Regions from separate parts of the Homo sapiens genome. Here region 1 is linked to region 2. A link is a contact called in ENCODE Hi-C or POLR2A ChIA-PET data. All regions are on one chromosome and are shown on one strand. The core of a region is the stretch at or near the end of the contact, and the rest is flanking DNA. Distances in the headings are between cores, read along the strand shown. Region 1 overlaps SRF (serum response factor). Region 2 holds the start of RSPH9 (radial spoke head component 9).

The links. A loop is a pair of places that touch in the nucleus more often than their neighbours do. ChIA-PET counts read pairs that join two places held with the same protein, here RNA polymerase II (POLR2A). Pooled maps may share reads with other maps.
Region 1: a pooled map shows a loop between it and region 2 (3-fold over the local background). The contact joins the enhancer-like site here to the promoter of RSPH9 in region 2. A Hi-C loop is called at or near these places in 2 of 37 single-sample maps with no recorded cell type and 1 of 50 pooled maps. POLR2A ChIA-PET finds 5 or more read pairs at or near these places in 2 of 52 experiments (MCF 10A and Panc1).

The regions. Positions count from the first base shown.
Region 1 is chr6:43,174,398-43,177,097 of GRCh38, forward strand. It overlaps SRF (serum response factor), which reads left to right. Exons shown (of 7, transcript NM_003131.4): 3 at 1,309-1,570; 4 at 2,151-2,270. Among named protein-coding and RNA genes, the nearest start is that of SRF, 4.5 kb to the left of the region's middle. RefSeq lists an enhancer at 449-678. Within about 2 kb of position 1,439, at least 3 of the 41 ENCODE cell types and tissues checked have a DNase peak (open chromatin) inside an H3K27ac peak, as active enhancers do.
Region 2 is chr6:43,643,611-43,646,310 of GRCh38, forward strand. RSPH9 (radial spoke head component 9) reads left to right here and starts at 1,426. Exons shown (of 5, transcript NM_152732.5): 1 at 1,426-1,715. The coding sequence starts at 1,489. RefSeq lists a silencer at 845-1,033.

The DNA.
Region 1 (2,700 bases), core at 189-2,688, 470 kb before region 2:
CCCCGCTAGGGGCGGGGGTGTAGTTTAGCCCGGCCCTCCGGGCTGGGTCGCCAGGGAGTAGAAAGGGAGCACTCCGGTCCCGGGGTCCTGGGAATCCAGCACTCTTGGCAGGCGGGCTGGTTGACTGGGCCGGGGACTACCTTACAAGCCAGCCGCTGCCCTTTCAGGGTGTTGGGGGCCTGGGCAGTTAGGGAGCGCATTTGCCTGCTGCTAGGGATGCCTGCGCTGTTACTCCTCCCCCTTCCTTTTCCCGGTAAGGAGAGGGGGTGGGGCTTCCTCCCTTGCTGTCTGGGGAGCTCCACCTTCCGGGTGGCACTTAACTGACTGGCCAATGGGAGGAAGCGGCACTGTTTGCCTTAGCAACGCCTCTGCCAATCAAGGGTCTTGGGCCCAGCTGCTTTGCAAACGTCTCGTGCTGACCCACCCCGCAGCCTTTGAGCCTCTGGTTGACTCATTTCGGGTCTGGGCTTGGTGGCTTGGTTCTCAGTTTCCTTCTTCCCCTTCTAAGAACGAAGTCTTCCTTAGGGGAGAGTCAGTGCTGTAGGCTACCTCCTCTCTTAGTGGCATATCATCTGTAATAATTTTTAAACTTTTATAACAGTAGGGCTCATTTATTCCCAGGAAATTTTGTTGGATGAGTACATTCTTTTGGTAGTTTACATCTTGGGTGTTTGACATATAGTGTGTCATTGCCAGATTCTCAAGATCTCTCTCAAACTCTTAAGTTCCCTGAGAAACTCAGTTCCTATCTCAGAAGCCTGACAAATTAGAGCTGGAAGAACTCTTTGAAAGAAAACGTAGTAGCCCAGCCCCCTCATGCTTATAGAAGAGGAAAACCGAGGTTCAGAAAAGGGGACTGGTTATTTCAGGGTCACTTAGATGGTCATTACCAGAGCTAGGAACAGACCTTGGTGTCCTGACTCCCCAGCCAATGGGATTACCACAGTCCGCTGGAGCAGAGAACTCAGGGGATTATAATAATGACAATGATAATAATTATCATAAGAGCAGCAAATATTTATTTTGGTTTTTTTATGTGCCAGGTAGTGTTTTCTAAGTGATTTACATATGCTAACCTACTTAATCCTTACAGCAACCTAGGGGGTAGGTATTATCCTCCTTTTACCGATAGAAAACTGTAGCTCAGTAGATCAATAACTTACCTAAGAGTCAGGCATCAGGTAAATGGTGGCGTTGGGATTTGAACCCAAGCTCACTGGTTTCAGTCTGGGTTCTCAGTCCACACAAAGCTTCTGCAAAGGCAGGATCTGGTAGGGGCTCATTGCTTCATCTTTACTCTGGGTATAGGACACACTGAAGCCGGCGTTCACAGTCACCAACCTGCCGGGTACAACCTCCACCATCCAAACAGCACCTAGCACCTCTACCACCATGCAAGTCAGCAGCGGCCCCTCCTTTCCCATCACCAACTACCTGGCACCAGTGTCTGCTAGTGTCAGCCCCAGTGCTGTCAGCAGTGCCAATGGGACTGTGCTGAAGAGTACAGGCAGCGGCCCTGTCTCCTCTGGGGGCCTTATGCAGCTGCCTACCAGCTTCACCCTCATGCCTGGTGAGTCACGAGGGGCAGGGAGAGATTCGTCCTTCCTGGGGCAAATCAAGCATGCTAAGAGTGTGTTTAGGGCTGGCACCAAGAGAACCTCTTTCCCTGCTCAGAAGGAAGGTGAATAGGGGCCAGAGCCTGAGCGAAGCCTCTTATATCCCGTTGGCAGGCATACCTCTGCCCACTGAGACCCCTGCTGTCCTTGTCAGTAAGTTTCAACCATATATTCTGGCCCTGTCTAGCTACCCCAGCCCCGTGCCCTCATTGCCACAGGGCAGTAGATGTTTCACCACTTCCTGCCTTGACTGGAAGGCAGATCATGTCTTTGATGGGTTATTGCCAGCTCTTGGGTCAACTGAAGAAAAGAGAGACAAGGCCCAGGGCAGGAGGAGGAGGGATGGGCAAGAGTAGAGCGTGGAAGCCCCCAGAGTGGATACTTGGGCCTGAAGGGCCTCTTTGGCTTCCAGGAAAGATAGTGATGGGAGTTGGAGACCAGTGTGCCAGACCCTGGGACTGGGGTGTCCATGGGTACTTGGTGGAGGTGGCAATTGGGTGGGACAGAGCACAAATAAGACTCTGTGTCTTGCAGGTGGGGCAGTGGCCCAGCAGGTCCCAGTGCAGGCCATTCAAGTGCACCAGGCCCCACAGCAAGCGTCTCCCTCCCGTGACAGCAGCACAGACCTCACGCAGACCTCCTCCAGCGGGACAGGTATAGCTCGCAGCCCTGTCACCCTCCCTCCCTGCCTTCCCCCACGAGGCCTAGCAGTAGGTGCCCAACAGTAACCCTCCTGTAACTAAAGTCAGGGGATTTCTTAAAGTGGAGATTGAGGCTTTGGGCCTAATAATTATGGGGAAGTCAGGTGAGGATGACTGGGTTTTGAATCCCGCCCTGCAGTGGGCTGCGGATTCCAGAAGAAAATTGGGGACCATTGACCTACCTCCTCATTCAGATGAGGAGCCTGAGGCCTAGAAATAAGAAGTTACTTGCTCAAAGACACATTTGCTTAATTATCAGGAAGGACTTAGAGAGCAATTTTCTCTTTGTGCGAGGGTCTTACAGGTTTTGAGTAGCCACAGTTACCCTCAGGTATCTCTAGACATTTCAGAAATGATGAGATACTCTCAAAGTAAGGTTAATT
Region 2 (2,700 bases), core at 176-2,675:
CGAGTAGCTGGGATTACAGCTGTGGGCCACCAAGCCCGGCTGTTTTGTATTTTTAGTAGAGACAGGGTTTCACCATGTTGGTCAGGCTGATCTCATAACAATGCCTTCCTAAACAATGCCTAAGCCTGGGCGTGGTGGTTCACACCTGTAATCCCAGCACTTTGGGAGGCTCAGGTGAGTGGATCACTTGAGCTCGGAGTTCAACACCAGCCTGGCCAACATGGCAAAACCCCGTCTCTACTAAAAATACAAAAAATATTGGGTGTGGTGGCACACACCTGTAGTCCCAGCTACCTGGGGGGCTGAGGTGGGAAGATCACTTGAGCCCAGGAGGTTGAGGCTGCAGTGAGCTGAGATCACACACCACTACACTCCAGCCTGGGTGACAAAGTGAGACCCTGTCTCAACCCCCGAAAACCAACAATGCCCAGACAATCAAAAAAGTAATTATCTGGGTTATTTACACACTTATTTATCAGCTGGGGCCCAGGTCATTCTGATTTCCTGAGTGCTCTTCAAAGGAATCCAGAAATGAAAATATCAACTAGCAACATTAACGATAAAGCCCATCTCCTGTGGCAACAAGCTTGCTGAGGAACCTGTTTGTTTGTCCTTGGCTGGGGACTCAAGAAGTGAATGTGGAGAAGTGATCTAGCCCAGGGAGTGAAGCTCCAGTTGCAGTGAGGTTCTGGCCTTTCATCTCTTGCTACCATTTGGATCTAAAAACAACAGTTGGTGGTAGTTGGTAGTTGATGAGAAAGGTGGTAGTTGATGAGAAAGTGTAGTCTATAAAAGTCCCCCTTTTTGTATCTCTCTCCTCACCCTCCTTTCCCAAGGTGTTACCCTATACCTTGCCCCCATTGCCTAGATTTTCATTTGTCACTTAGAATATTTCTATGGAAAGGGTAGATAAAGAAGACAGCTGGTGAAGATGGAAGAGAATGGATGGACCTCATTCTGTAAGACCTGGCTTGGGGTGGGGTGCGGGTGGAGGTAGTCGGGTTGACAGAATCTTAATTAGAGCCAGGAGGAATCTCAAATTCTTCACAGATCATTCTGAGGTCAAGAAGTGACATGACTGGGGTGAAATAGTACAGTTAGTGTCAGTGTTGGGGTTTTGTATTGTTTTCTTTCCAGACCCCAGGTCCATATACAGTAAAGACTCTAAATGTCGACTATGTGAAAGGGCTCAGGGAAGGCCAAATATCTATGGAAAAAGGCTGGGTTTGGACTTACAACCCCAACTGTAGCCTAACTGTAGGGGAAGCCATACTGTGGCCGTGGCAACTGAAGACATCCCGTCCCAAACTCTGGAAAGGATGAGGGAGGGGGCTGATGCCTAGGCCTCCGTGGGGAGGAGGTCTGGGCGGTAGGCGGTGGGGTGGGTGGAACCTAGCGTCCAGCTAGGCGGAAGGGCGGAGCTTCAGGTCTCCATGGAGGCGGCTTCTCCTAGCAACTCGACGGGCGTTGAGCGGAGCCGCTGACCTGATGGACGCCGACAGCCTCCTGCTGTCTCTGGAGCTGGCGTCCGGCAGTGGGCAGGGCCTCAGCCCGGACCGTCGGGCCTCGCTGCTCACGTCTCTTATGCTGGTTAAGCGCGACTACCGCTATGATCGGGTTCTCTTCTGGGGCCGCATCCTTGGCCTCGTCGCCGATTACTACATCGCGCAGGGCCTGAGTGAGGACCAGCTCGCACCGCGCAAGACGCTCTATAGGTGAGGAGGCCCCCGGGACGGGCTCCCCAGAGGGTGGCTACCTGGAGGCAGGGCGGGGTGGGCGGGTCGCAGCAATTGAAAGGGGCGGGGCCCATGGGGCCAAGGGAGGTGTGGGCGGGATCTGAGATGAGTGGAATGGGGGAGACCCTGGGGGGCGGGCCTGGGGACGGTCAAGAGGTGGTTGAGGGAAAGGGCGGGGATGGGGATGTCTCGGAATCTGAGGCTAGGGCGGAGCCTGAGAGGGCGGGGCAATGGACGGGCGATGTCCCCCGGAGGGCGGGGCCTTGCGAGAGCTTGTTCTCCGCCTGAGGAGGCCAAGAGAAACTTACATGCGGATGGGTTTATAAGAGAGACAGGGCCAAGAACGCAGGTGAAGCAGTGGGAAGGTTTCTGGAAAATGCGGACCTGGAGAAGAAGCCAGGTTCCAGCCAAGTGCTGGGCCTGGCTCAGTTTGGAGAAGGCTCAGTTTGGAGAAGAGTCAGACGCCAGAGGGAGAGGGTGGTGCTCTTTGATAGAGGTATCTGCTCTGGAGCTGGAGGCGCTTTTGGAAATAGAGAACGAATGCGGAATGGGGAGAGAGCTGGGGAAAATTCCCTGGTCACTACCATACAGGACCATCCAGCTATTTATTTATTTATTTTTGTTTTGAGGCAGAGTCTTGCTCTGTCACCCAGGCTGGAGTGCAGTGTCGCTATCTTGGTTCACTGCAACCTCCGCCTCCCGGATTCAAGCGATTTTCCTGCCTCAGCCTCCCAAATAGCTGGGATTACAGGCACGTGCCACCACACCTGGCTATTTATTTATTATTATTATTATTATTATTTTAGACGGAGTCTCGCTCTGTCGCCCAGGCTGGAGTGCAGTGGCTCGATCTCGGCTCACTGCAAGCTCCGCCTCCTGGGTTCACGCCATTCTCCTCCCTCAGCCTCCCGAGTGGCTGGGACTACAGGCGCCCGCCACCATGCCCGGTTAATTTTTTTTTGTA